Linked DNA regions of Mus musculus: regions 2, 3, 4, 5, 6 and 7 are each linked to region 1. A link is a loop called in an ENCODE intact Hi-C map of the cell type or tissue named here. Cell type or tissue: left cerebral cortex. All regions are shown on one strand. Region 1 holds the start of Cdk17 (cyclin-dependent kinase 17). Region 2 overlaps Cfap54 (cilia and flagella associated protein 54). Region 3 overlaps Cdk17 (cyclin-dependent kinase 17). Region 4 holds the start of Cfap54 (cilia and flagella associated protein 54). Region 5 has its middle 4.8 kb from the start of Gm40742. Region 6 overlaps Elk3 (ELK3, member of ETS oncogene family). Region 7 overlaps Cdk17 (cyclin-dependent kinase 17).

What was found. A loop is a pair of places that touch in the nucleus more often than their neighbours do. Peaks named below come from ENCODE experiments on the same cell type or tissue, not always from the same donor. Only the 100,000 strongest peaks of a DNase experiment are listed, where the experiment ranks them.
Region 2: a loop joins it to region 1, with 4 times the contacts of the local background. A loop is called at or near these places in 17 of 42 quality-filtered maps.
Region 3: it touches region 1 in a loop (2.1-fold over the local background); 10 of 42 quality-filtered maps call a loop at or near these places.
Region 4: it touches region 1 in a loop (4-fold over the local background); 17 of 42 quality-filtered maps call a loop at or near these places.
Region 5: it touches region 1 in a loop (4-fold over the local background); 16 of 42 quality-filtered maps call a loop at or near these places.
Region 6: it touches region 1 in a loop (4-fold over the local background); 15 of 42 quality-filtered maps call a loop at or near these places.
Region 7: it touches region 1 in a loop (2.5-fold over the local background); 15 of 42 quality-filtered maps call a loop at or near these places.

What each region holds. Positions count from the first base shown.
Region 1 is chr10:93,158,258-93,162,257 of GRCm38, reverse strand. Cdk17 (cyclin-dependent kinase 17) reads right to left here and starts at 1,382. Exons shown (of 17, transcript NM_146239.2): 1 at 1,058-1,382. In left cerebral cortex, a CTCF peak has its summit at 1,600; DNase peaks (open chromatin) are centred at 94, 558, 1,047 and 1,524; H3K4me3 peaks cover 2,018 bases; H3K27ac peaks cover 1,756 bases.
Region 2 is chr10:93,068,309-93,072,308 of GRCm38, reverse strand. Cfap54 (cilia and flagella associated protein 54) reads left to right here. Exons shown (of 68, transcript NM_001347060.2): 2 at 2,375-2,480. Among named protein-coding and RNA genes, the nearest start is that of Gm40739, 4.5 kb to the left of the region's middle. In left cerebral cortex, a CTCF peak has its summit at 1,628 (motif pointing left); DNase peaks (open chromatin) are centred at 346, 1,744, 2,851 and 3,212; H3K27ac peaks cover 3,747 bases.
Region 3 is chr10:93,210,663-93,214,662 of GRCm38, reverse strand. Cdk17 (cyclin-dependent kinase 17) reads right to left here. Exons shown (of 17, transcript NM_146239.2): 3 at 2,588-2,752. Among named protein-coding and RNA genes, the nearest start is that of Mir1931, 50 kb to the right of the region's middle. In left cerebral cortex, no CTCF peak of the experiment used is centred here; no DNase peak of the experiment used is centred here.
Region 4 is chr10:93,079,235-93,083,234 of GRCm38, reverse strand. Cfap54 (cilia and flagella associated protein 54) reads left to right here and starts at 1,613. Exons shown (of 68, transcript NM_001347060.2): 1 at 1,613-1,970. The coding sequence starts at 1,639. In left cerebral cortex, a CTCF peak has its summit at 1,529; DNase peaks (open chromatin) are centred at 1,561 and 1,981; H3K4me3 peaks cover 1,101 bases; H3K27ac peaks cover 2,315 bases.
Region 5 is chr10:93,424,196-93,428,195 of GRCm38, reverse strand. No RefSeq gene overlaps it. Among named protein-coding and RNA genes, the nearest start is that of Gm40742, 4.8 kb to the left of the region's middle. In left cerebral cortex, a CTCF peak has its summit at 2,315 (motif pointing left); a DNase peak (open chromatin) is centred at 2,309.
Region 6 is chr10:93,289,426-93,293,425 of GRCm38, reverse strand. The region is part of intron 1 of Elk3 (ELK3, member of ETS oncogene family); the gene reads left to right. Gm32551 (a long non-coding RNA gene) reads right to left here. Exons shown (of 2, transcript XR_871953.3): 2 at 3,961-4,000. Among named protein-coding and RNA genes, the nearest start is that of Gm32551, 6.5 kb to the right of the region's middle. In left cerebral cortex, CTCF peaks have their summits at 1,357 (motif pointing left) and 1,900 (motif pointing right); DNase peaks (open chromatin) are centred at 1,367 and 1,835; H3K27ac peaks cover 857 bases.
Region 7 is chr10:93,228,960-93,232,959 of GRCm38, reverse strand. It overlaps Cdk17 (cyclin-dependent kinase 17), which reads right to left. Exons shown (of 17, transcript NM_146239.2): 11 at 460-580. Among named protein-coding and RNA genes, the nearest start is that of Gm32551, 54 kb to the left of the region's middle. In left cerebral cortex, no CTCF peak of the experiment used is centred here; DNase peaks (open chromatin) are centred at 1,279 and 2,110; H3K27ac peaks cover 580 bases.

The sequences.
Region 1 (4,000 bases):
CCAGAAATACACTTTGCTGGCCCAAGGAATGGCCAAGACGCAAAACAAAATTTGTGACTTGTGTCTAGAGAATCAATTTGGCTCAGGAGGCGATAAAACAGGGCCACTGATGCGTCGTCTTCGATGGCCACATTAACATAAGGGAAAGGCGCCACGGATTTCAGCTAAAGGCTTTTGCCATTTTTGAAGAAGAAAAGCTAATTGTTAATGGCCATGTGACACAGAAGATCCCAGAAAGGAAAGGGTGGGAGGAAAAAAAAAAAAAAGAGAAGAGTTCAAGGCAGTTCAGGGTCAGACCAAGTCAGGCATCCTGTCATTAGCAAACGTTCCCCTAGCTGAAGGCAAAATACCGCTTACCCCAGAAGGAGTGGGTGAAAAGTAGGGGAGAGAATGAGTGGGGAACCACAGGGGACGGCGAGGTGGCAGCGTGGGGGTGATGTGGGGAAGAAAACTGGGGCCACCCAGCTGAGATGGGGAGCAGAAGCAACCGGACAAAAACACCGAGAAAAGCAACTGCGGCTAAGACAACGGTGGAACACACACACACACAACCCCCTCTTCCCGGGTTCTCTGGGTTTCCCACAGTCCCTCCGCCTCCGGTTGGAGCGACACTCAGGGGTGTGACCCGCCAGCAAGAGGGCTGCCCGGAGCTTTGTGTCGACCCGCTCCCCCACGAGAGGGCTCCTCCCCCGCGGAGCTGCCCACCCACCCGCGCGCAGCCTCCCGCGTCTCCAAGGAGCCCGCAGCGCCGCGTCCTCGCCCACTCCCGCCGCCCCGCGCCCGCGCCTCCACCCCGGCCCCGGGGACCTTTGTGTCTCGGGGGGACTTTCCGCCTCTTCCCCTCCCGGCGCCCCACGGGGCCAGCAGCCTCCCCAGGAAGCCTCGATCGGCTGCGAACTCTCAGCGGCGGCGCATGGAGCCCCTCCCCCCAGGTCCCCCAACCAGCTCCGCACTCCCGCAGCCCACGCCGCGCGTGGACATGCGACCGACAAGATCCCCACTCGAGCCGCCCGCTGACAGGCGTCACGATCCCTGCCCAGCCCCGCTGCCAACTCACCAGCAAGTGCGGGGACCGCGGGCTCCGGACCGGCGGGCGCGCAGAGCGAGCGAGCGGATGCAGGTCCGGTGGTGGCGGACGCGCCGAGGCGCCTCAGGCTCAGGCCTCCCCCCACCCCCCAACCTCGCGCCTTCCGCTCCGCGAGGGCCGCCGGCCGCCTCACGCGTGGCAGAGCCCCCCGCTCAACATGGCTCCCGGGCCGCGGAGCCTCGCGGACGGCCCAGTACTCCCGGCCACCGAGCCGGGGCGGAGCGAGGCGGCGGGGCGCGGGCTGCCGGACTGCCGGGCGCTGGGTAGACCGCAGCCGCCGCTCTCGTTCGTCTGAGTGCGCGTTGCTTTCTCTCGCTCGGAGGCTGCGGCTTGACGCCTCCGCCTGTTCCCCGGAGCGAGCGAGAGCGGGGGTTAGAAAAAAAAAAAGAAAAGAAAAAAGGAAAAAAAAAAAAAAAAGACTTTTATTGAAACGATCCAACCAGCGGCGGCGGAGAAAAGCGACCGGCTGCGGGAGCTTCCCCACCCCCGCCTGCACGGCTCGCCTGGGGCAGCGCGACCCCTGCCGGCGGTGGCGGCGACGGCGGCATGCGGGGCGGAGCCTTGCCTGGGGGTGGGGCTTATGACTGGGGCGTGGTCTGGGCGGGGCTGGGGGGTATTCCCAGGAAACTTCAAGCGTGGCTTCAAACGCGGCTGGAGAGCAAGGGAGACCCTGTCCGTGGACAGAACGCTGAACAGTGTCTGACCATCGCGATTGGTGAGGAACCGATCGCCACAAATCAGCCCCTCACTGTCCCCTCGCAACAATAAAACTCTGCTTGAAGTATTCCAGGCGCTACTGTACACAGGATGCCTGCCTCAGTACAGTGCTTCAGATGACCCACAAAGAAATACCTCGGTCGATTGCTGCAATTTTCTTCTGTTCTGTGACTGGATATGCGTGGCCAGTGCAGTAATCACCCACGCACAAAGCTTTGATTTCAACCACAGTGTTTTTAAATGTTATTACACTGTTGGCTCTAGGCTGGGGGGGGAGGGTGGAGGGGGGAACTAAAATGGTTACAATAAAACTGTGTTGTGAAAGAGTCAATGCTAAGTTATAGGACCCAGAAAGAGATACTGTTGCAGTGAGTTAGATTCTGTTGCTTGAAGGAGGCAGGCCAAAGAGGTTGGCCCAGTTTCTGTAAATCTTTTTACTTTCTTCTTCCCCAGTTAGGAACAACTGAATGTGTAGACAAACTAAAGTGATCCTGGCCCATTTCTTTCCACAAGTAGGGATAGAAGCTTAAAGTAAAAGCAGACTTAAGTGGCAGAGGAAAATACTGAGAGAACTGAAAGAAGACAGTAGGGTCCGGATGTGGACACCCTAACCAAGAAAAGGTTAACGGTATAAAAGGCCAGTAGGGTGAAGGTTGGGGTTTTTTGTTGTTGTTGTTGTTATGTTTTGTTTTTCTGTTCTTATCACCAGGAAGTGCACGATATATTTTAAATCTCATTATCTACTAAGGACTTCTGAATCGTATCTTTTCTGATTGATGCGCCTTTCCTTGAAGATACTTCCTGCCCTTCTGTCTAGAACTTTGTCGGACACAGCTGGATGTGTTTTCTACAGCTCATAAGGTTCATATATATCAACCGGAGTTCTCCTGTGTCTCCAAAATTACCAGAACTATAGGTTAACAATAATTATCCTCTACAAAGACTTCAACACTTGTTTACCCTATAAAAATGTCCATATTTATACTTCCCTTCAAGAATGAGTGTGTACTTTTGAACAGCAGTTAATGATTTTTTTAATATATGTCTAATTCAGGCAATTTTATAATATGTTAGGAGCTAGCATCATTTCAGAGTTCTTTGTAAGTTAAAGAAAAATATATGTTACACATGACCTACTTTTATACCAAACATTTTCACATGCTTGCCTTATATTCAAAAGCAATTGTGTGGGGGTGTTGTTGTTGTTGTTCTCTTAGTAAATATTCAAAATAGTAAAAAAGGGAATCTACATAATTGCACCCTGAGTTTCTGCATCTGAAATTCTTCCTTCACATCACTGGACTGGAATTAGCCCATTAGAAACCAAAGATAATTCTGCCTTGGCCAAAATTCCCAAGAAATATTTCCTCTGGTATAGCACCGTAGTCGTAATTTGATCCTTAGAATCGAGGTGGTTATTGCTTGATCTATTTGTTCTTTCACTTAAAAACAAAAAATTGCTAACTGCATCGTTTGGACCAGGTACCATGTTAGACCTTAAAGACTCAGAGGTGAAGATAGATTTGCCCTTGAACTCTGTCAGTGGAAATGAGCAATATACGCACAGATCACTTAAGGAACCAATGGGTTAATGCAGAGACAGGAGAGACAAACAAAATCAAACAGCCATGGTAATGAGATTGAGGAAGGAGGTGGCAGGATGCTTCAGGTGTCTACGATGAGGGAAACAGGAAGATGAGCAGAGGCCAGAAAATGCTGACAGACCTTTTCACTTAGTATGAAGTTGTTAGGGATTATTTATATTTGGGGTTTTTTTGTTTGTTTGATTTTGTTTTGTTTTTCTTTTTTGTTGTTGTTTTTCTTGTTTGTTTGTTTGTTTGTTGTGTGTTTTTGTTTGTTTGTTTGTTTGTTTCAAGACAGGGTTTCTCTGTGTAGCCCTGGCTGTCCTGGAACTCACTCTGTAGATCAGGCTGGCCTCGAACTCAGAAATCCGCCTGCCTCTGCCTCCTGAGTGCTGGGAGTGCAGGGATTAAAGGCGTGCACCACCACGCCCAGCTTGTTTTGTTTTCATTCTTCTTCTTCTTCTTCTTCTTCTTCTTCTTCTTCTTCTTCTTCTTCTTCTTCTTCTTCTTCTTCTTCTTCTTCTTCTCCTCCTCCTCCTCCTCCTCCTCCTCCTCCTCCTCCTCCTTCTCCTCCTCCTCCTTCTTCTTCTTCTTCCTTCTCCTCCTCCTCCTC
Region 2 (4,000 bases), 90 kb after region 1:
AAGGGGTGGACTATCACTGACCGGCTATGCTGTAAACTAAACACTCTCAAATTCCATATATGATAGAAAAAAAAAAAAACACCAAAACCCAAAACTGTTGTCCACAACATGCAATGGACTTAAAAAACAAACAAACCCCAAAAACCTCAAACCAACCTGTTTTTAAAAATTGGCCTAAGAGCCAACAGACATCTCACCAAAGAGGTATACACAGATGGAAAATAAACATAAGAAGATGCTCCACATACAACAACATCGGGGGAACTTCAGATTCAAACAACTGTGAGACCGCCTACACAGGACTGCAAGGCTGAAATCCAGGACTCTGACAGCTCTGAATGCTGATGAGACCAGAAGCTTCATGCTGGAAGGGTTGCAGAACGGCAGATGTGGCTTTGTGGAAGACAGGTGATGATGTCTCACAAAGCTATTAATGCCATCTAGTAATTGTGGCTCTTGGCACTTACCCAAAGGAAGATTATATCCATATAAAATCCTGCATGTGGATACCAGTCTCTCTCTCTCTCTCTCTCTCTCTCTCTCTCCTCCTCCTCTCTCTCTCCCTCTCTCTCTCTCCCTCTCCCTCTCCCCTTCCCCCTCCTCCTCCCCCCTCTCTCCCTCTCCCTCTTCCTTTCTCCCCTTTACTTCCCTCCACTAGTGTGTGTGTGTGTGTGTGTGTGTGTGTGTGTGTGTGTGTAGAGAGAGAGAGAGAGAGAGGCCAGTGTTCAACCTTGACTGCCCTTCATCAAGAGCTATCTTTTGTTTTCTAGACAGTGTCTCTTGCTGAAATCTGGGGCGTACAAATTAGGATAGGTACTGGCCAGTGAATCATAGAGATCCTCCTGGCTCTGCTTCCCTGAGACCACAAGCAAGTGCCACGGGACGAGGCTGTTTACGTGGGTTCTGGGACTCCAACTCAGGCCCTCATGTTATGCAGTAAGCGCTTTCTTAACTGAGCTGCCTCTCAAACCCCAGATACGCTTAGCAGTTTTACCTATAATTGTTAAAATTTGTAAGCAGCAACCACATTCTTTATAAGGTTAGTGAAAAATAAGTGACAGTCTTATCCAATCATGTAATATTAATCAATAGAAGAAACAAACTGGCGAACCAGGGGAGACATAGAGGAATGTGATACATACTCCCAAAAGAAAGAAGGCAGTCTGAAAAGATTACATACTATGTGGCATTCTGTAAGAGGAAAGTTATGGCGACAGTAAAAAGATCAGTGATTAGGGAACAAGGGAGAAATGTGTAGGTGGAGCCCAGAGGAATTTCAGGACAGTGAAACATTGTATCTTGAAGCAGTGCTGATATGTATCATTATACATGTGTCTGAAGCTCATCAAAAGTACATCACCAAGAGTGAACCCTGCCAGAAACCCTGGACTTTGTCAATACGTGATGTGCTAGGGTTGCCTCATCAGTTGTTACAAGATACAGTAAAAAAAAAAAAAAAGTAGGAACCGAAACAAAAGCTACATCAAGATAAACCAGGGAGGGGGCTGGAGAAATGGCTCAGTGGTGAAGAGAACTTCCTGCTCTTGGGTTCAGTTCCCTGCCCCCACTGGTGCCTCACAACCACCTGTAGATGGCTACAGGTCATCTGATGCCCTCTTCTGGTCTTCCAGGGTACTGCAAATACATGCATGCAAGGCAAAAACACTCATACATTAAAAAAAAAAAAAAAGGGTAACATAAGAAAGAAGTCAGTCTGCCGAGGAACACTGGAGATCCTGACACAACCTGAGGAACTGAGCATGCGTGGAACAAATGAAATGCAAAGCAGAGAGAGGAGAGAGCTATAACAGAACATATACCATATGGCTCTCTCCTTGGCTTACTGGCTCACTTCTTTCTCGGGAGTGTTTTCTCCTTTAGTAATCATCTGTCTCTTTCTATCCCATGCCTAACTTAAAAGGCATGACTTTTGCTCCATCTCCTGGCTGCTTCCGGGCTCTTTATCTAGCCTGCACTACGTTCCTTCCTTTAGTAAAATGGTCCTTGGACTTCCTTCCGAGTCCACCTCGAAGATCTCTCTTGAGACGAAGAACCCCAGAAGGGTGGATACCCATAGAGGACACACAGCTTGCTTATGCCTGGGGATGGAGATGGAGGAACATCTCTGGATTTTCTTCACTGTGAAGTTAAAAGCTGTTCTCAAAAGGAGGTTTTTTTTAAACACATATAAAAAGGGGCTCCAGTCAACGGTGGGCACACACTAGATATACTAATGTTTGTTGATCCTTAGACGTTAACAATAAGGAATATGAGAAAGACTCAGCACAAGGCAGGTGAGAAAGGGGTTGCCCACGAATTAATTGACACTGCCTGCTCATTCTGAAGATGTCTTTTCACTTCATGACTCTTACAGTGCCACCACGCTGTTTAATATCTGGACCAAATATGCTCCCAGGCTGCCGTCCAACTATTACAACGAGAAGCTCCTGAAGGTTGGAGACAGCCTCTGTCAAATAAAAGTAAGTGGTTACAAAACAGACAGAGAGCCAGCTAGAAACAAACTCCTTTGGCTACTTAGTATTTGGGTTGATAGCCTTCCTAGTCTAAAGGGTTTAATTTTTTTTTTAATATTGGAAACAATATGCAAATAAGTAAAACTGTACTGAGGTATAGTAACAGCCATAACAACTACAAAGCCTGCCCTTTTATTTTGTATTTGAAAGTCTCCAGGTGGTTCCTTCAGGGACCAAAGGGAGCCTGGGATGGGAGGGCAGCTCAGCTCAGCAGAGGGTGTGGTGGACCTACAGCAGGAAGTGCTGAGTCACCATGTTCCTAACTTACACAAAGGAGCCCAGACACTATTTCCTGTTGTTTTTCCCTAGGCCTGTGGCCTTGCCCTGTCAGCCCCTCAGGCCAACGGCCTGGCTGTTCAGTGTCCTGTTTTAATGACTTCTAGTTTTCTGAATATTTTTGCTTTACTGTGAGTCTAGCAACTGTGGCATATATGCCGTTTCCCCCCGCTCAGTATTATACCAGAAACTGAGCATGTACCATGGTGTGAGTTCTGTGTCAGGGTCTACGTCTTTGAAGGTCATGGACCTGGGCTTGGCTTGATAAGACCCTGCCAAGGCTGGGCTTTCAGTTTGTGAACTTGTGAGTTTAACCCCATATCACTGGCCTAAGCCCAAATATAGCAAGTTCTATACAGTGTTGGACAAGGAGTTAATTTATGCACGGGAATTTTAGGCCAGGCATGGGCGGTGTGAGTGAGTGCCTTCTCAAATTTTTTCAGTTTCCCAGCTTGATTTTCTTCCTCTGTGTCTATTTCTTAGACTTTAATCTATGTATTGGGAGGCAAAAATTACCCAATAGAGCATGGTTTCTCAACCTATGGGTCCCGACCCCTGGGCTTGTCACATATCAGCTGTCTTGCATCTTGCATATCAGAGATAATTGTCACAATTCAAAACAGTAGCTAACTTAAAGTTATGAGGTAGCAATGAAATAATTTTATGGTTGGGAGTAACTACAGCATGAGGAACTGTGTTATAGAGGGTTGCAGTGGCATTAGGAAGGCCGAGAACCACTGAAATAGAGAAGGCACAGAAATGCTTCCATTTTAAAAGACCATCAATGCAAAAATACAACACTTACCCCAGGTAAGATAAAGAGATCATTTTTTTTCTGAAGCCAAATGTGAGTGGCCATGGCCTAGGGGTACAGATTCAGGTTTCCCCAAATCACTTGTCCAATATGGTTAACAGTTTCACGAAGCCTGTATAGTCATTTATGACTTTTTAGTCTTACACGAGGACACCTTTCAAATAAATTGGTAGAAACATGAGGCCGGCAGGTCACAGCAAAGTGGGAAATCTGTGCAAGCCTCAGATAACTCTCTGATGACATATTTAACCTTTTGGTTGGTGGCAGTTCTGGGAGGTCTCCAAAGTTAACATATTCCAAGTGATTTTACCTGGCAGTCAAGTCACGAGGATCAAACACAGAGGCAGGCAAGAGATGCTTTAAAGGGGCTAAACGG
Region 3 (4,000 bases), 52 kb before region 1:
TATGCTTTCTTGGGGAAAACACTAAAGGAAAGGTTAGGGTTTAATAATGATGTGTCTGTCAAGGTGACAAGGGGTTAACTGTACTGATTAGTTTTTTGCCAACTTGACTCAAGTTAGAGTCACCTGGGAAAGTCAGTTGAGAAAATGACTCTAGCAGACTGCTCTGTAGGCAAAACATGTGTTGACCTTTTTTGGTTAATAATTGCTATGTGAGGACCCAACCGACTGTGGATGGTACCATTCCAGGCGGCCCTCAGCTGTATGAGAAAGCAAGCTGAGCAAGCCATGTGTAGCAAGGAAGGAAGCAGCGTCTGCCATGGTCTCTGCTTCAGTTGCTGTCTCCAGGTTCCTCCCTTGTTTTTCCTCCCTTCGTTTCCCCTTCAATGATGGACTGTGACAGGAATGTTTAAGTCAAAAAACAAGAACAAAAGAAAAAGAAAAAAATACCCTCTCAACAAATTGCTTTTGATCATGGTGTTTCTCATAGCAATACAGAGCAAACTATGGTATCAGCACTGTGGCACAAGCACTAGGGAGAGAGAGGCAGGAAAAGACATCTCTCCACATTTTCAAAGTATGAAAAATTCTATAAGGAAAGTAATTCAAGATATTGCCAAGAATTGAATAAAATTACAGACTTGACAGAGTTCTTGAAATTACTGTAACTTTGCCTATTTTCCAGATTCCAGGAGATAGAGACTTTAAAAATTAACCTACTTTTAGACCATGTAGCTTAGGCACACAGCTGGACTAGAAACCTGGTCTTTTGCTTCTTATGACTATTCTCTCATTAGATGTGTCAACAAGAAAATAGAGCTAACTCATAGAACAGTCTTTAAAATATTTACAAATCTGCTACCCACCAGTAGAAAGCCAGACGTGGTGGCACACCTGTAACTCTGGAACTAAGGCAGCAGGATGGAGCAGAGGCCAGCAAGAAGCTGTCTGGAGTTCCAAGCACTACTTGCTGAGTGTCTACTACAAAGCTAAGTTTGTGCTCTCTAACGTATCACAACCCTGCTGAGAGCCAGTGCACAAGTTCAAGACCTGCCTGGACAAACTGGGAACGCCTTGTAAGCTCAGTGACTCAGCACTTCTGAAGCAAGCCTTAATGAGGCAGCGGGTTTAGTTCCCCAGAACTAACAAGCAACCAGTAAGCAAACAGAACCGACCAGTCCTGCCCTACAAGGATGCCAAGCAAAGGTATCGTCCCAGATAGGAATAAACACTGAGTTCCACTGGACTCAGCCAGGAGAGCAGCCAGGGTAACAAGCACAGCTGTTTCTGCCTCCTTCCGAATACAGCGAGGTGAGAAAGTGAAGGCCCATGTCAGAGCTTCACTGTCTCCTTAGTGGGACAAAGGGCTTCGATGAAACGTGAAGTGTATCAGGATGCTTGCTTAGTCAAGCTTCTGCCACTTGCATGATGCACTGATAAATTTGATCAACATTACTAACGTCTTTAGTGTTCCTTTCTTAACTCGAGACCAAGAATCTCAAGAACAGATGCTTTTACGTTGCTCCTGAACTAAAAATGTTTCTTGCATTTTAAAAGGCTTACTACACACAGAAAAAGAATATGCAACAGACTCCAGTCCATAAAACCTAAAACATAACTCACTCTTGACTACACAGCCAACAAAATTACAAGCCAAGACCTGATTTCTTAAACATAAATACTCCCTCATGACTGACTTCAAATTATTGGCACAGTATTACTGGACAGGTGACACTGTCCAGAAAAATGCAATGGCACATTATTACACAGTGTTATCACTATTGACACATGATGCAAATAACATTACCTCAGAGAATAGATGACCGGGACAGGAAACCAACTGGAGGTAAGGACTCTGGAGTACTCATTAACTTTGGTTTTTACTTTAGCTTAACTCTAAACCTGTACAATATAAACTATAACAGTAGCTATGTTTAATAACCGACTGTAACCCACATCTCTCATGAACCAGCTTAAGACGACTCCAGCGCACCATTCTCTGTGCTGTGCCAGCAGGGATATCGGCACATTTCTCACAGATGAAGCCACACTGTAGAGAGGCTCACAGTCTTAAAATTAGGGAAAAGAACCAGGAAGTAGCCTACTGTGGCAATAAATAAAGGAAACAGAGGGATACAATATTCAGGAACTGTAGTAAATAGTCTATCTAATGGGACAATCAAACATCTATATTTAAAATGACTTCTAAATCAAAACATAATATACCACTACCAAAAAAGACATAAAATACATAAAAACTTGCAGGTATCTTTTCTGGATATTTCAAAAGCACATAATGGCAAAAGAATAAGCAGTCAGGTGATAATCTACTTCTTGTACTGCCAATATGCAGTAATTAACTGAAAAGCTACTGAAGCAGCACCCACTCTGCATGAACAGACAAGCAAACGTCATTCTCTGCGGTGTTAGCAGCCCTCATCTTTCTGCTACCCTTCCAGTCCTCACCTGGTCTCTACATGACTAGAGGAAATCTGACAATGACAGAGGCTGGCTTTGTTCATACAATGACACTCAGTGCACATGTCCTAGAAGCAGACTGTTAAACACAACAGAGCAATAAGCACATTACCTAGTCTGCTTCCATTCCTGGGCATTGCCATGAAGGAACCAAGGCTTCCTCCAATAACACTGTGGGGTCTCCGCAACGGGGGCTTCTTGAAGGAGCCTGTGTACTGATGGAGGAAGGAATGCACGCTGTGAGACGTGGGCGGCCTGCCATTCTTCACAATGGGCTCTGTGGTTCACGGCATCCAAGAATCATTCCATAGCCGTCCCAAGAGTCAGGATCACAAGAGAAGGGTTAAGAAAACAGAACAAAACACAAGGCTGTAACAGAGATCATTTACATGTAAGCTCACTTCTTTGGCGATTTCATTCAAAGTGCAATAGTTAGAACGGATTTCTATGAACACACATTTATAGAAAATACCTTAACAACTTAGGTTGGTCCAATGACCAAAACTGGTTAACAGTTACTAATATGCCCCACCAGGTATCCTGTCAAATTACTCTAATCTTAAATTTATTTGCAAACCAGGCCTCTATGTGCTGACTGACCATGACTACCATGTGTCACACACAGGGTTAAATATGCTGTAGAATATAACACATGTAATTCTTAGCAAAAGGCATCTAATCTATACCTCTATTACTAGACATTCAGAGCAGCATGTCAATTAGTGAATAAGACAGAAAAACTTAAGTGTATCTCAGTATGGAAGCTAAGATTATCACTTCAAATATGGTATTCTGTTATATAAAGAATCTTTAAATAAGCAAAGACCCATTGCCAAGCAGAAACATCTTACAGTATAATACTTACTGATCGGTTAGCTATAGATGAGGAAGAATCTTAGCAGGGCTTTGCTTGAACACCTACTCTGATTTTATTGAGAATATCCCTAAAAATGAAACTGCTGGTCTATATGCTAATTCTATGTTCAACTTTTAGAGACAAAGAAATAAATCAATTTTGACGATTTTAAATAATTTTGACAATTTAAAGAGACTAAAGACTCAGGGCTGGGACTATGGCTCAGTGATACAGTGCTGGCCTAGCATGTGTGAGCCCCCACATCAAAGTCTCGAGCTACAAAAACTAACTAACTAACTAAATACATTAATTAATTAATTAATTAATTAATTAAAGACATAATTTTTGAGTTATCTCTCATAGAAGACACTTTAGGAATACTTTCTTATTCTTCCATTTATAAATTTTCAATATATATTTAAGTATAGCTGTTCCAAGTTAGGGCCAATATGTGTAAAGTGGCCAAGATTAACAATTTTAAGCTTACTTTTACATTCTCACCACCAATTCAGAACATAAAATTCAAGATTCTTCCTTTCTGGATTTGATCCATCAGACACCGTGCACACATCACAGCTGCACAATGTACTGTAAATTACAATTACAGCACAACATTTCTAACTAACTTTAGCCTTCAAGGTGGGATACAGTTATTAAAATTACAAAAGT
Region 4 (4,000 bases), 79 kb after region 1:
ATTTGCACTGGCTTTTGATCTGAAGTGGACAGAGCTGCTATCTGCAAACAAGGGAAAATGGGATCTGGGAGAATTTACCAAGCCTATTACTAAAAGGTGTCTATTATTTTTTTTTCTTTTTTTTTTGGCAAAAGCTCAATGGACGCCTCCCCCTCCCAACCTGCATTCTTTAAATATGTTAAAGTTTGTTGCTCATCTCCAATACAAAATATTGTGCATCAAGAATAGGTGCTGCCTCTTGGATGGAGAACTGGGCCCTGACAGAGAGGTCCCTGCTCTTGTGTGTCACTGGAAGATTCTTTAGCCATAATTACCTGCTCCAATAAGTGATTTCCCCTGTGATCTTCCTTCCAAGAATATTAAGGTACAGTGCATAGGACAGAGAAGACCAACCTTACAAATTAGTACAGATGCTTGAAAGAAATGGGCTTGGAGCTGGAAGAGATAAGGCTGTGGCCCAGTGAGCTTCTTTACTATTCAGTGGATACCAAGGTCACCGTCTATATTTTGCATGTGAAAGAATTGGTAGTCGTTTTCAGTGTTTAAAGACCTTGTTTTTGAAGCCAACCTCTCTATCTCTGGTTCTTCAATATTTCTTTGGGCTTGCATAATTTGTAAGGAAAAGTATGTCCGCTAGCTGAAATTCAAATCCCAAATTAATAAATTTGACTCATTGTGGCCCATGAGATGCAAGAAAAGAACATTTTTTAGTGTTAAGCATTTCCTCTGAGACCTACAGTTTGTCCATCAGAGAGAAAAAAAAAATCTCCCATCTCCCCGTTTAAAAACAAAAAGTATTTGGAGAGTTAACACTTCAAACCATTTAGCATATATTAATGTCAAGGAGTTAAAGTTGAGCAAAAGGCATATTGATTTAGAACACCGTGACATTTAGGATAAGGCTGAAGTGGCAGTAACTCATGATCATTACTCACAAACTCAAACTGCAGCGGGAAGAGAACATAGCCACACAAGGTGCTTGTCTTAACCAGATTGTCAGGGAGTTCCCTAATTTCGGTTTGGGAATTCAGCTTCAGTGCTTTCTCTTGGGGGCATCACCAGGACGGCAGATTTCTTATGATCACTGGCTTTGCAGCACATAATTAGGACTTGTCCCCTGATTCTCAGTTATCCTCTGAGTTTGGTCAAAGTCAAGCTATGTTCCCCTAAGCTGTGAAACCGAGGAGATAGGATAGAAGCTGAGGTATGAAGTCATGACGATTAATGAGACAGGTAATGTCTCAAAATGCTTGGAATAATGCCCAATACATCTTAATGATTGTAACCATGGATATTAGTAGGTGGTCCAAATAGGGAAAACATTGTATGAATTTTTGATGGTAATTTTCTTTATTGGTTCTTTGCTTTAAAGCCCTCTCTCAAGCGGCGTTGGATGTGAATGTCCGTAATCCCAGCACTCAAGACACTGAGGCTGGAGGATAGTGAGTTTGAGGCCAGAGTGGGTTACACACATAGCCAGCCATTCAGAGCATCCTGCCTTTCCAGGCTGTTTGTACTTTCCTCACCCTCTAGGGGCCGCTGTGCTTCCGGAGAGCGTGCAGGTGGCTTGGTTGCCGGGAGATCGTTGCTTGGCAACCGCTTGTCCACCAGCCTCTAGCCTGCTGAACTCTGATAGACATGGCGTCCTCCAGAAGCTCCTCCAGTTCTTCTGAGGAGTCCCCAGACTCTGAGACATCGGTGTCGCCGGTGCATCTGCCCCCAACGCCGCCGCCGACCTCTACCGCGGTTCTCAAGTCGCCCAGCGAGTCCAAGTCGAGTTCGACCGACCCGCCGCAATGTACCCACTCCGAGGACTCGCTGCCCTCTGCCGCCTTCTACGGGCCCCTGGACAGTAAAAACCCACTCCTGGCCTCTTGCGAGAAGGAGATCCGGGAGCTGTTGGGCTTTATGAAGAAGAAGAAGGCTCTAGCCACCTCAATGGAACAGAAGTACGAATTCCATCGGAGGTGGTAAGCTGAGGCAGGGTGCTGGGGAGGGCGCCTGGAGATGCCATTGGAGGACCACGACAGGGGTGGGGCCCTGGAGACAAGCTGAGCTGTAGCCACTCCCAGCTCTTACAGCCCTTAGCTCCCCCTACACGTTTCATGTCTTCCTTCTCAGGTCAAAATAAAAATCTGCACAGAAGTATTTCCTAACACTGGGTTTGGTCTCAGCGTTCTCATGGCCTCTCTTGGCTCACTCATGGGTCGCAAAACAGGACAAAAGTAGACTTAAGACCAACTCTGAGGCAGTTGCTCAGGTCCTTGAATTTAGGTCTCAACCAAGTCTGTCATATTGTGAACATGTACATTTTATTCTCTTTATATTCCGTTGGGATTACAGAAACTTCTTTTCCCCTTGACTTGGTGGCTCTTTGTGAGCGTCTGATTGGGTTTTTTGTTTGTTTTTCCAACTTATTTCTGTGAACTGAAAACTACCAGTTTCTAAGATTTGGTTTTGTTCATGTTGCCATCTTTTTTCTGGTCTAATGCTTTCCAAAATGAGTAGTTTCAAGACATAGGGAAGCAGCGAAGAATACCAGACAGGCAAATAACTTTTTTTTTTCTGGTGAGTATTTTAAACTTACATGTTTTGGTCATGCATTTAATCTGATTACACATTTTTAACTTACATTTATAATTCAACCAAACATCTTAATGATTTGTTGAGTAGACATATTTTTGACAGGTACTTTTCTCAAAACTAGGAAGGCATCAAGTTAACAATAAACCCCTCTCCCCCAAATCATATATTTCTGTGAGTATAGTCTTGTACTAAACAAACATGGGGCACAGCATTCCCACCATCCCTTTATCTACTCCCCCCACCCCAAGTTTCACTTACCTGTGGTCAAAGGCTATGCAAATCTTAAATGGAAAATTCCAGAAACAAACAATTGGCGTTGTTTATAGTCCCTTCTGAGCAGTCTGACAAAATCTTGCTCTGCACTGTTCTGACCCACCCAGGGTTTGAATTCACCCCTTTGTCCAGCACACTGACACTGTAGGCTTCGTCGGTCCATTTGTTAGTTAGCCATCTTGATTATCAGATCGACTGTCATAGAAACTCAGGATTTGTGCTAACATGACCCGTATTTTGCTTAATAATAATTATGAAGCACAAGAATAATGATGCTAGGGATGCAGATGGACCAAGGAGAAAGTGTAAATTCCTTCTATACATGGGAAAAATGTTTCAATAAGGAAGGAGAAAAATACATATTTGGGTGGCCAAGACCCACATATAGTTAGATGTTTTGAGAGTCACCATATTCATGTAGCTTTTATACAGTTTGTTATACATTTTCCACCCTAGTATAGCTCATCTCTTCTTGTGCCTAATTCATAAGGGATTCTTTGTCATGTGATGGCTAATCTTGCTTGTCAACTTGACTCTCCTGGGAAGAAGGGACCTCTTCTTGAGGAATTGCCTCCATCGGATTGGCCGTGTGGCATGACTGTAGGGCATTTTATTGACTGCTGATAATATCAGAGGGTGCAGTCTATCCTGAGCAGTGAGTGCTGCTTTTGGTCAGGTGGCCCTGGGTTGCCCAAGGGAAATAGCCAAGCAAGCCAGGGTAAACAAGCCAGTAACCAGTGTTCCTCCGTGGCTTCTGCTTCAGTTCCTGCTTCCAGGTTCCTACTTTGAGATCCTGCCCTGTTTGTTTCCCCTTGGTCATGGACTGTAACCCACAAGATGCAATAAACCTTTCCCTGCCCAAATTACTTGTGGTTATGGTGATTATCATAGCAACAGAAATCAAACTAGAGCATATAGATGTGTGTGTGTGTGTGTGTGTGTGTGTGTGTGTGTGTGTGTGTGTGTGTGTGTGAGCGAATAGAAGAAAATACAGTGTATGTAATGTTCAGTTCTACTTGTTTTTTCATACATCTTTTAGGGGCCTCATATTGCATCCACTAGAAGTAAGGGAGAAGCCAGGCAGATGCATTTTACAAAGAGAGTGCTTACTCTTCCCTGAAGAGTAAGGTAGGGGAGAGGA
Region 5 (4,000 bases), 270 kb before region 1:
CTTCCTTCCTTCCTTCCTTCCTTCCTTCCTTCCTTCCTTCCTTTCCTTCCTTCCTTCCTTCCTTTCTCTTTCTTTCTCTTTCTTTTTCCCTTCCTTCCTTCCTTCCTTCCTTCCTTCCTTCCTTCCTTTCTCTTTCTTTCTCTTTCTTTTTCCCTTCCTTTCTTTCTTTCTTCTTTCTTTCTTTCTTTCTTTCTTTCTTTCTTTCTTTCTTTCTTTCTTTCTTTCTTTCTTTCTTTCTTTCTTTCTTCCTATCATTTGGTTTTTTGAGACAGGGTTTCTCTGTGTACAACCCTGGCTATCCTAGAACCCTTTTTGTAGACCAGGCTGACCTCAGAAAACTCTCAGATACTATGAAGGAAACTAGGAAATATAGGCTGGTTTTGCACAACCACGGGCCCTATAAAAATAACGGACTTGCACTAATTAATGGAAAGACGAGCCAAGTGTGGTAGTGCATGCCTTTAATTCCAGCACTGGGGACACCGAGGCAGGCGGTACAGGATTTTCATGCAATGTGCACACATCCCTACATATAACTCCAATCATTTCTAGATATCTTACAACATCTTGCGTGGTGTAGGTGCTACTCTGTTTATGGAATGAAAGAAAAATCTCTATCTCTCAACCAACTTTTGTTGACCAATTGTGTTAATACTTAACTTAGAAAGGAACTCGAATGTGCCTGCTTGTCTGTATGCTCAGATACAGATGGCAATTCCTGGCCTCTCTGGCTGTAAGGTATGGCTTGGTGAATATAGGTTTTAGCTGTTGGGAAATAGGAAATACTAAGTCTCAAGGACAGCTCCTGTTTAATAATAACAGTAATAACAACAACAACAATAATATCCACCCACTCTTTACTTTCCCTTGGATCCACTTTTATGAACTGGGAGGTGCCATTGACAGTAGAACTCTAAACAAGCCTAAAAATGTCAGAACATCACAATGGAACCCCTCTACAGCAAGGCTGATTCACATGAAGAAAATAAATGCTTTTTTTTAACCATTTTTTTAAAAGTACTTTAAATTTTTTTGGTTTTTTGTTTTGGTTTTTTGTTTTTTGTTTTTCGAGACAGTGTTTTTCTGTGTAGCCCTGGCTGTCCTGAAACTCACTTTGTAGACTAGGCTGGCCTCAAACTCAGAAATCCACCTGCCTCTGCCTCCCAAGTGCTGGGATTAAAGGCATGCGCTACCACCGCTGGCCAAATTGTTTGTTTGTTTGTTTGTTTGTTTGTTTAATGGAGTACTTTTCTTGAGGAGATTTCTTTTCTGTGCTAGTGCACACACATGCACACCACGTGGACATGTGCACACACATGCATGAACACAGACATATGCATGTACATTCACACACTCATATACTCACACAGATGTACATTCAGGGAAGCAGGAAGGGAGAGAGGGAGGGAAGAAGGGAGAGAGGGATTGTTCTCTGTCACTCTAGAACAATGACTGATGTCTTGTGACCATGAAGGGACTATAGCTGGATCAAAGTTGACCTGTTGAATGAGACCTGAATCTTTGACTTTCAGAGCCATTATGTTGTCTAGCTTTGCATTTTATCTTACCCTAAGACCTCTTATTAACCAAGCAATAAATTTTCATATCATTTCAGGCATTTAGAGAGTCCTTCCAAGAACCTGCCTGTCTCTCTCTCTCTCTCTCTCTCTCTCTCTCTCTCTCTCTCTCTCTCTCTCTCTCTCTCTCTCTCTCTCTCTCTCTCTCTCTCCTTTCTCTCTCTCTAGTAAAGTACAACTCCTTTGTAAACATGTTCAGATTCTTACTAACTCACTTAGCTTTCCTCCCTCCTCCTCCTCTTCCTCTTTCTCCTCCTCCTCTTCTCCTTTCTCTTTCTCTTCCTCCTCTCTTTCTCCCCTTCTGCACTCTATGTTCATTGGTGCTTTGCCTGCAAGTATGTCTATGTGAGTGTATCACAAGCCCTACAAACAGGTGTGAGCCTCTATGTGGGTGCTAGGAATTGAACCCAGGTCCTCTGGGAGAGCAGTCAGTACTGAGCTATCTCTCCACCGCACACTTCTGATGCAATTCCCCCAAGACATTGGAATCTGAGGTGTCATTGCTTTCATTGATGTTAAGGGGTTTTTAGAAGGTGAGGTCTGTTGGGAAAACCTGCAGCTACTGGCCCCTGTGAGCTTCCTGCTTCAAGACTAGGCCGATCCCACTGAACTGGTGTGAAGTTGAATAGGAGGCTCAACTTTCAAGAAGTTAGACTGTAGTTAAGTTGTGTGGGGTGTCCTCTGCAGTGAAGTGGTGTGGGCCTGGAAGCACCATTTGTGTGTCAATGGCGCCCTCTAGTGTCCAAAAGGCTTCACTTGCATGACTATTTTAAGGTATGACTAGTCCTTAATACAATGCATTCTCCATGGCTTCTATGAGAGCCTCACCCTAGCCTTGCCCAGGTATGCTGCTGGGGCACTCCCTAAAGTTCCTGCTAACTGGCTTGTGAAGCCAGAAAGCTCTTTAGATGATCTTGAAATGAAAGCATGTCTACACCAGGAAGCAAGGGCAAACAAGCCCCCTTGCTTTCTTCTCCTTTTGTGCCTGTGTTCTATGGAAGGGCCAGGCAACAGTGAGCCTCCCTTTACTTCCTGCCAGCAGCTGCCTCCTACTTTTGGACTCATCTCAGATCACTCACAACAGCCAATTTACCTCCTCACTCTTCCCGAAGCATCTCTGGGAAGCAATATTAAAACCAGCGGGCCTCTCATCATCCCACTACCATGCCCTGTGACTCCAAATGTCCCCCTGAGACAGTAACTCCTTCACACATGGCTGTTTAGCCCTTCCTTGAAGGATGGATTCACACATGCTGCCACATAGGCACAGACACGCCGGCTCACATGTGCACCCATACACACACCTTCTACAACCTGGTTGAAAACAGGATGCACGGTGAGACCCTGCAGCACCCACTGTTTAGCATTATTAAGCCAGGAAAGGTGGCTCATGCCTGCAATCCCAGCATACTGGAGGCTGAGTCAGGAGTATTACCACAAATTTGAGGCCATCCTGGGCTATGTAGAGAGTCTGCGGTCAGCCTGGACTTCTGGGTATAAGTTTGTGTCCCCCCCACCCCACACACACACAAATAAAGTTAAAAATTTACAAACTAAGATGGTAGTAGCATTATACTGGTTGGCTCCTCATCTCTCCAGGACACACTCAACCTGCAGCCGGTGGACTGCATGATGCCGAGGGAAACTGTGAACATCACTCAACAAAAATACACTTAAAACATTATGAGACTCTCCCTCCCCCGCTCCCCCCTCCCCCTGATTTTTTAAAACCTCAAGTATGTATTTATCAAAAATAAACTTTTGGGGTGACATCTTCATATCAGTGTCAAAGGGTTAAACACACACTCTCCTTCAAGCCTCCCCCAACCAAGATTCCTCGTCTTTATTCAGAGCACCCCAACTCTGTCCTTGTGCGTTGGCGTTAAGGTTTGCAGCTGCTTGGTGAGGATGCATTTATTCAGAGTTCCCATGTGAGTGCTGCATCTTCAGAGATACCCAAGCAAAGTGTCCACAGGCCTCGGCAGAGTGGACAGCAGCTTTCACCTCCTGGAGCATGGATCTGCTAAGAGAGGTTTAGGATAACTGTGTGTGTGATGTGCGTGAGAGATAGATGTGTGTCTCTCCCTTCTCTGCTCCTTCCAGAGCTTCACCGCGTCCTAAAGAGACTGCGCACGGCGGAAACTAGAAGAGGAAGCTCTGTTTTTCTTGTTGTTGGAGTCAGGTGGATGCAGATCAAACCCCATCATGGACAATCCCCACCCTGGGCACCAAGCCCATAGATCATAAAATATCAGGGCTGTCACACTCGTGTGATTGACTGTGGGTGAAACACCAAGAATAGTGTCTGGCACCTTATACATGACACCTAGGACCAGATCCTACCTCTTGTATCTCCCACCATGAGGCCTGCACTATTGTCAGGGGTCTGCTCGATGAAGGATGAGACCATTCAGCTCTGAGCA
Region 6 (4,000 bases), 130 kb before region 1:
CAGTGCCCACTTCTCTTTGCTGTTCCTCTGTTTCTTTTAAAAGACAGGAACAAGCTGTAGATTGTCTACAGAAGAAAGGAAAGCACGGACATTGGTTACCCCACGAGAAGAACTTTGAGGAACATGGACCCTTGGAAGGATGTCATACCTTTGTTTTTCACTTGTGACAGCTGGCAATGACTAAAATGCTTCCTGAAAATAAATTGTAATAGTCTTAGGCTCATCTCAGAAAAAAAAAATGCACCAGAGGTTCTCAACCTGGGAGTCATGACCCCTTTGGGGGTTGAATGACCCTTTCCAGAAGGCCGTCAGAAAACACACGTATTTATATTACCATTCGCAACAGTAGCAAAATGACAGTTATGAAGTAGCAACAAAGTAATTTTATGGATGGGTGTCAGCACCGACATGAGGAACTGTTGCAGCATTAGGAAGGCTGAGAACCAACCACTGCCCAAGACAAAGACTTCAGAGTTTGTTGGTGTTGTGTGTTCATGTACTTCGCAAATTACCCTTGCATGCCTAAAAGTTGCCCGTCCTGGGGTCTGGCAGACCCTAGATGTATTCCTGTTCCTTGGTTTCAGTGGGTTTGTGGATAGCAGTGAACCTTTCCTCATTGGACAAAGAGCTGCAACCCGGAGAAATGTCAGCAAGAGCTTGGTTTTGGTTTTTTCTCCCCCCACCCCCCTCCATTTCTGGATCCACACACATCTTAAGAAAAAGACAGCATGCTATCTGAGTGTCTCCTTTGTGTGTCCTTCACACAGGAATATCCCTTGTTTTCAGACAGCAGGTGTGATAGCTCACACCTTTAATCCCAGCACTCAGAAGGCAGAGGCAGGTGGACCTCAGTGAGTTCCCAGTCATCCCCCATCTACATAGGGTGTGCCAGGACAGCTAGGGCTACATAGTGAGACCCTGTCACAGATCAAAGCAGGAAGAAAGAAAATCAGAAGGTCCTTTTACCTGCTTAACTGCCACCTCTGTGAAATCCCAGAAGCAAAGCTGATAACGTGCAAAGAGAAGCATCAGGTGTGGTTCAGTAGGAAAAAAAAGGAGGAGGGGGAGGAGAAAAGTAGAAGAAAAGAAGGAGAAGGAGGAGGAGGAGGAGGAGGAGGAGGAAGAGGAAGAGGAAGAGGAAGAGGAAGAGGAAGAGGAAGAGGAAGAGGAAGAGGAAGAAGAAGAAGAAGAAGAAGAAGAAGAAGAAGAAGAAGAAGAAGAAGAAGAAGAAGAAGAAGAAGAAGAAGAAGAAGAAGAAGAAGAAGAAGGTGGTGGTGGTGGTGAAGTTTTGGATTTCTAAGAAGCAGTTCAAATCTCTGGCTCTGGATTATGAGTCTGCAGCCAACTCAGAGGACATCTGGCGCCACCTCGTGGCAGATGGAAGGTAACATGTCCTCCACGTTAGGAAGGAAACAGAGGGGAGGATGCCAGGGAGACGGAACCTCTGGAAGTCCAAAGACCGCTTCTCAAGCAGGCAATCTCCTGGCTGCAAAAGCAGCCAGTCTGTTCCATCTTTTACTTTGTGGTTCTGTCCTAAGGTGGGTTTTTTTTTTCACACGAAGATTAGGAAGAACAACAACAACAACAACAACAAAAAATCTCAGGTTTACATTTGTAAAGAGCTGAGTGTTGAAAACACAGAGTGAAGATACTCACTTGGAGTATACAAAAAATGTCTCTTCCTCATAGTACCAGTGGCCCCCTTGCACTTCTTTCCTCTGTCTGTTGCCCTAACCAGCCAGCTTGGGTTATGTCATCCACAGACAGACTTGTTAGTCTAGATCCTCCTCCGCCCAGTGCAACAGTTCTCATCTACTTGATTCCCTGGCCTTTTCCTGGAACACAAGTTCCATGGGAGCAACGGCATGGCCAGGGGCAGCATGGCCAGCAGGGGTCGCTCTCTGCTGACCCGCCCAAGTTGGAGGCCTCTGGAATTATTGTCTTATGCTAGCCGGGAAGGATAGGTGCTGTGCTGCCTGTAAGGATATCAGACAACAGTCCTAACAATGTACACAGTTACATTCCAAGTCACCTTGTAAGCCGACAAGCACACTGTGGCTCAACGTTCACCTGGATGTCGTTGACTGTATTGAAGCCATTGATTGCCTAAAGACAAAGCCCACAGTCCATACAGTATCTGAATGATGCTTTTGAGCTGGGGGGGTGGGGGGGAGGCCATCTGATGTCACAGCAGCATCTGTGAAGAGCTTTCCTTGTTTAAGAAGTAAAGGCAGCTAGTGTTTTAAGTAGTACTTGCTTTGTCCCGGATAGTTTATTAGCGACCTTGTAATATTCAATAGTAACCCTGCAAGGCAGGGATCTGTATCCTCTATACCACCACCATCACTTTACCTGTGAGGACATACGTGTAGAGAAAGGTGAATGACACCCCTAAAACCCTACAGGCAGGCAGGGCAGGGCAGACGCTCAGAGATGAACACAAAGATGCTCAAGTATCTTCTCACCTGCCGAGTAGCCTTCTGGGTATGCACGGGCACTCCTTAGAGGTGTGGAAAAGAACCCTGCCCTAGTCAAGCCAGCAGTGTCTAGGACCTGGGGACACTGGTCGGTGGTTTTATGCTGATTTTTATGGAAGCTAATTTACAGCTTTGTTTCTTATAGAGGACTGGCTGTGAACTAATTCTTGTCCATAGATACCCAGTCGCGTCTACAATGCTTCTTTGTTTCTCTCCCACTCTTTCTTTCTTTTTTTTTTGTCTTCATTTATCTGTTTCACTATTCCTCATCTGTAAATGCCCCATTATTCAGATTTTTTTTTTTTTGAGACAGGGTTTCTCTGTGTAGCCCTGGCTGTCCTGGAACTCACTCTGTAGCTCAGGCTGGCCTTAAACTCAGAAATCAGCCTGCCTCTGCCTCCCAAGTGCTGGGATTAAAGGCATGCGTGACCACTGCCCGGCTATTATTCAGATTTTGATGCCATTATAAAATCTACCTAGTTCCTTTGTCTTAATAGACGAAGTGAGTAGACAGTAGACTTAATAGACAGTAGTGAGCAGGAGAATATCTTTGACCTGCATTCATTGTAGATCCATCTGGCAACTGTGATTTTTAACCTTGTTTGAAAATTCCATTTTTAAACAAAGACATTTCTTCATTTTCGCTGTCTCAGCAAGGTCTTCTCCGACCCCTGTACCCCTGCCCAAGCCCACAAGTACATCCTGCTCCTTGCCCAGCTTCAGTGACTTTCCATAACACCCGTCTTCCAATACACTGTAACTTAATTCATCACGCGTTTTGTTGTTCACAGCCTGTCTCTTCCACTGACATGTGAGCTCAATACGGACATAAGCCCTTTTGTTTACTGATGCTAGACAGCATCTTGGCATAAGATAGATATGAGAGAGAGAGAGAGAGAGAGAGAGAGTAGAGGTTGATGTTTCCAGTTGGTTATAGTATAATATATAGCATAATATATAATACTATAGTATATATTATATACATCTTATTTAAAAGAACCTACATTGATATACTCAGTATCATAGCTTTTATTTTTCCCTTTTAATACATTTATTTATTCTTGCTCTGTGTGTGTGTATGTGTGTGTGTGTGCACGCGCACACACGCACATGCACATGCACGCTGCATGGGAATATATCTTATGACATACATGTGAAGGTCAGAGGGCCATTTGTTGGGAGTTGATTATCTTCTTTCCCTATGTGGATCTTGGGACTAGAACTCAGGATGCCAGGCTATTGAGAAAAGTGCCTTTATCTGCCTCGCTGTCTTGCTGGCCCTGTCTTGTTTTGTTTTGTGAGATGTGAACAGGTTTCGGCAAACATCATCTGCTACGCGTGAAGCTAGCTGTTAATTTGAATTGACTGGGAGAGGATTGGCTTTTGCTATTGAATCTCATACCATCCTGAGCCTTTTGTACCCAGCTTTGCCTTTTATGAGGAAGGAAGACGACAGTAAAAAGTGTAATAAAGAAAGATAGGCTGTCAACACGGCTGGTCTATCAGTCTGCTTCCTGCCTCTT
Region 7 (4,000 bases), 71 kb before region 1:
CATATATCTATAACACCTACATACATATATGTAATAATGCATAAGAAGATCTTTGAAACTCTAATTATTATTTTTAGACCAACTTAAAGTAGGTATATTTTCCATATTAATACTTTTTTGAATTGCTATGTGTCACGTACTCTTCTAAAAGGTGCTCTGTGCACGTTGGCTCATTCAGGCTTAATACCATCAGGCTTAATGACTTTCTCATTACTTTGTCTACCTCCTTAACGGAGGAGATGAAGGCACGGGCTACTAATGTGAATAAGATGGTTAGTCTAATATAGCCATTAGTGGTAGACTTATATTTAAATCTAAATAGTTTTATTTTCACACCTCAATTCTTACTCACTGCTCAAACTCTTTGAAATAACTCTTTAAAAGTAAGCATTTGTCAGTATGCCCTGTTAACAGCTATGCTCTTTCAAAACTATAAACGGCGATGGCATCTGTAGTTACCACATGTCGATCTGTGTTGAGTATTCTGAGGAACCAAGAAGCACATCAGGTGGTCGATACCACAGGGTGACAACTTCATTTGAGTAGGTCTTTGTGGGAACTGACTTGGCTCTGGCTAGTCCTTTACAGAGAAAAGAAAACAGAAGAATTAAAAATACTGAGATCCATTAACATGCTGAAGGTCTTAGCCCTACTGTCGCCATGACCCATTTCAAGAGATGCCAACTCTATAGCTTCCTGCAACTTCAAAAAAGTAGATTTATAAACTCTGTTGAGTGTATGTAGTCCTGGGCCAAGTCAATATTATATAATTAAACTGAACACAGTAATTATACAGCGAGAGACGAAGCTGGTGCAGTGTCTGTCTGAGTTTATCTAAACTTAAGATATTTTCTGTTGATGAGTCAGGATGCCGGAATTATTTCCCACTGGAATTAACCCAAAATAGGTCAGTGACACTGAGGCGCAGTTTGCTTGCTACCGTTATAAGCTAGCTATCACTGTTTAACTCAAATCACATGGTTTTTTTTGTTTGTTTGTTTTTTGTCTTTTTTTTTACTATACTATGTTTTAAAATTTTAAACCTCAAGATCATTGGTATACAATCAGTTGGAGCTTACTGGCAATTTCCTTGAACCTATTAGGCGATTTCCCTGGAATAAAATTCAGCAGTCTTTGTCTATTTTAATGATGTAAGTGATGTGAATAACTTCAGAATAAGAGGCCTTGATACTCTGGGATAATGCCACCTGCTGTAAGCAACTGTCTGCCCTGTCAACCGTGTGTGGGCTCCACTGTGTTCAGAGACTGACAGACCGGTTCCCTATGGGCTCCACTGTGTTCAGAGACTGACAGACCGGTTCCCAACCTTTTTGCTTTGCCACTGGTGGAGAGTTAGCTCCCCATAGCCTCTAGACTGTAGTCACTGAGTTTACATCTGAAGAAACATAACCTTATTTTTACCATATATTTTGTTTCAAGTAATAAGGGTACTTATGCTAAGATTGCTGTTATGTAAGGCTTTATGTATCTTGTGAAAAAAAATTGAAGAAGAAAAATGTCATACACAGTAGTAATTCAACACTTCATTAAAATAATGTAATGCTGACATTATTTTAATTACAAATCATTACCCTAGCATTCCAGCTTGATACAGTCATGCCCAACGAATTATTTTTCCACACATTTTAGTAATTAGCAAGATGTAGGGTAGCTCTGATTCCTCTTCCTTGGTTTTTTGAGTCACTATACCACGGTGACCTTGCTTTTTTGTGAATTTTACTGACTATAATATTGACATTTTCAAAGGAATCAAGAGTAAGTAAAGAAGGTAGGGCTGTAGTTCAGAGACAGTGCTTGCCTATCTTACTCAAGTCTCTCACTGTGATCCCAGCACCATCAAGGAGGAGTACGGGTGGGGGAGGCTCAACTAACAGCAGAAATAATCAAAAGTAAACAACATTCATTACTTGAAGCCATATATATATTTGCTATGCAACAACAACAACAACACAACAACAAGCCAAGAATCAGAAAATGATGACTGTGTTGTGAGATTTGCTTTCTGGAGGCTAAAAGCATGAAATACTAGATTCAAAGTACTTTCAGATAAAAATTTCCCATGGTCTTTGACACACCCTTTGCATGATTCCACGCAAGCTGCACAAAAAGCAGCTTGGCAAAGCGAGGGAGTGGGTGCAGGGGCAAGTGTAAGGGAATGACATAATGATGCTCAGGAAGTAGAGACGGGATCTATACAAGCATACAAAATTAACCTGTAGCATCTGCTTCAATCTCAGGTAGCCAACAGCAAATCCCTTTCAAACAAACAACAACATACTAAATAAACAAATGTCCATGAATAGCCAGGGCAAATCCAGCATTCAGTAAGAATGAGTTTTTAACTTGTTACTAACATAGCTTATTAGAATAATTCAAATTCTAAGTATATAACTCAAAATCAAAGCTACTCTAAAAACGTTCTTTCAATATAGAAGTTTACTTCCTAAAAGCGAAGTACACATTACTGCGTTTTATTTTCAGGTCGCATAAAATCAGATCAGCTAAAAGGTTAACCAGCGGCTAGTGAAGTCACCGAGCAGATAATAAAAGCAGTCAGCTGTGGTCAGCATATGGGGGCGCCTTTCAGAGGCAGCTTCCAGCTTTCGGGATCTGGCATAAACGCGTCAAACTTAAGAAGCCAAGTGCTTCTATTTACATGGGCTACTGACATTTACCGTATCTGTAAGCCAACACTGAGAAAATGGAAAGGTGTTTATTTACAGATTAAAAACAAGGCACGGTCAGGTGCAGCGACTCTGTCCTATAATCATGGAATTCAAGAGACTGGGGCAGGATGATCATGATGTTGGGGACAATGTAGGTGCACAGTGAGACCCTGACTCAAAAACAGAAACGATGCGAACCTCAAGTGCTCACCAGTCATAAGCTGTCTGCAATAATATCTTAATAAAAAGTTATTTTCCAAGGCAAAAAAAAAATCTTATACTCCTATCACTTATTTTAAATTTCATGTTAATAAAGGGCAACTGGATATCATTTTCTTTGATATGCATGGTATATAGAGGACAGCACATCAAATTATCAAATTTTTTTTTTTTTTTTTTTTTTGCTTGTTTGTTTGTTTGGTTTTTGGTTTTTCGAGACAGGGTTTCTCTGTATAGTCTTGGCTGTCCTGGAACTCACTTTGTAGACCAGGCTGGCCTCGAACTCAGAAATCCGCCTGTCTCTGCCTCCCAAGTGCTGGGATTAAAGGCGTGCGCCACCACGCCCGGCTCAAATTATCAAATTTGTAATCGCTCACATACATATGACAAGAATGAATCTCATAGAGACCAAGAGAAGAAGGAGGACCCTGCACATGGCCCCACCCCAACTGGTCCATCTATGACACGGCTCCTGCACCTAAGGCTCAGGGGACAACTCCAAAGAGGGACAGAAAGAGTGAAAAAGCGGGAGGAACAGGAAATCTGCTGAGAGGACACCTCCCTGAAATGTCAGGGAAGCCACACCCATGAAATATCAACAAAGCTGCCTAACTCAGGCCTGAAGGGCAATAATTCATTTTTAAGAAAACCAAATGTTAAAGACTAAATAATCAGTCTATTGGTCCCAAATTTCCTAGGAAAAATGGTGTTTCTTTAAAAAAGAAAGAAAGGAAGGAAGGAAAGGACCCCTAGTAATCTTTCTCTTTAGATTACTGTTGTTTCTGTGTGAGCTCAATGTGTTTTATGCTTATTCTTCATTTTATCACAAGAAATATTGTAATGACTTATAGTCTAGGAAAATAAACTTTACTGCAGTATCAAGTATCCCAGGTATAACTGACACTTGTCCCCTAAACATGTCAGCAGTGAAGACTACACATGCCCTGCCCTAAATACCCCCAAATACACCAAGGAACCAGCGACTCTACTGCTTACTTGGTGTTGAGTCCTCGGTGCAACCAGGAAAAAGCAAGGAGAACAGTAATTCTGAGTGTGAATTTATCTTTAGACGCCATGGAAAGTCTTAGAAGTTC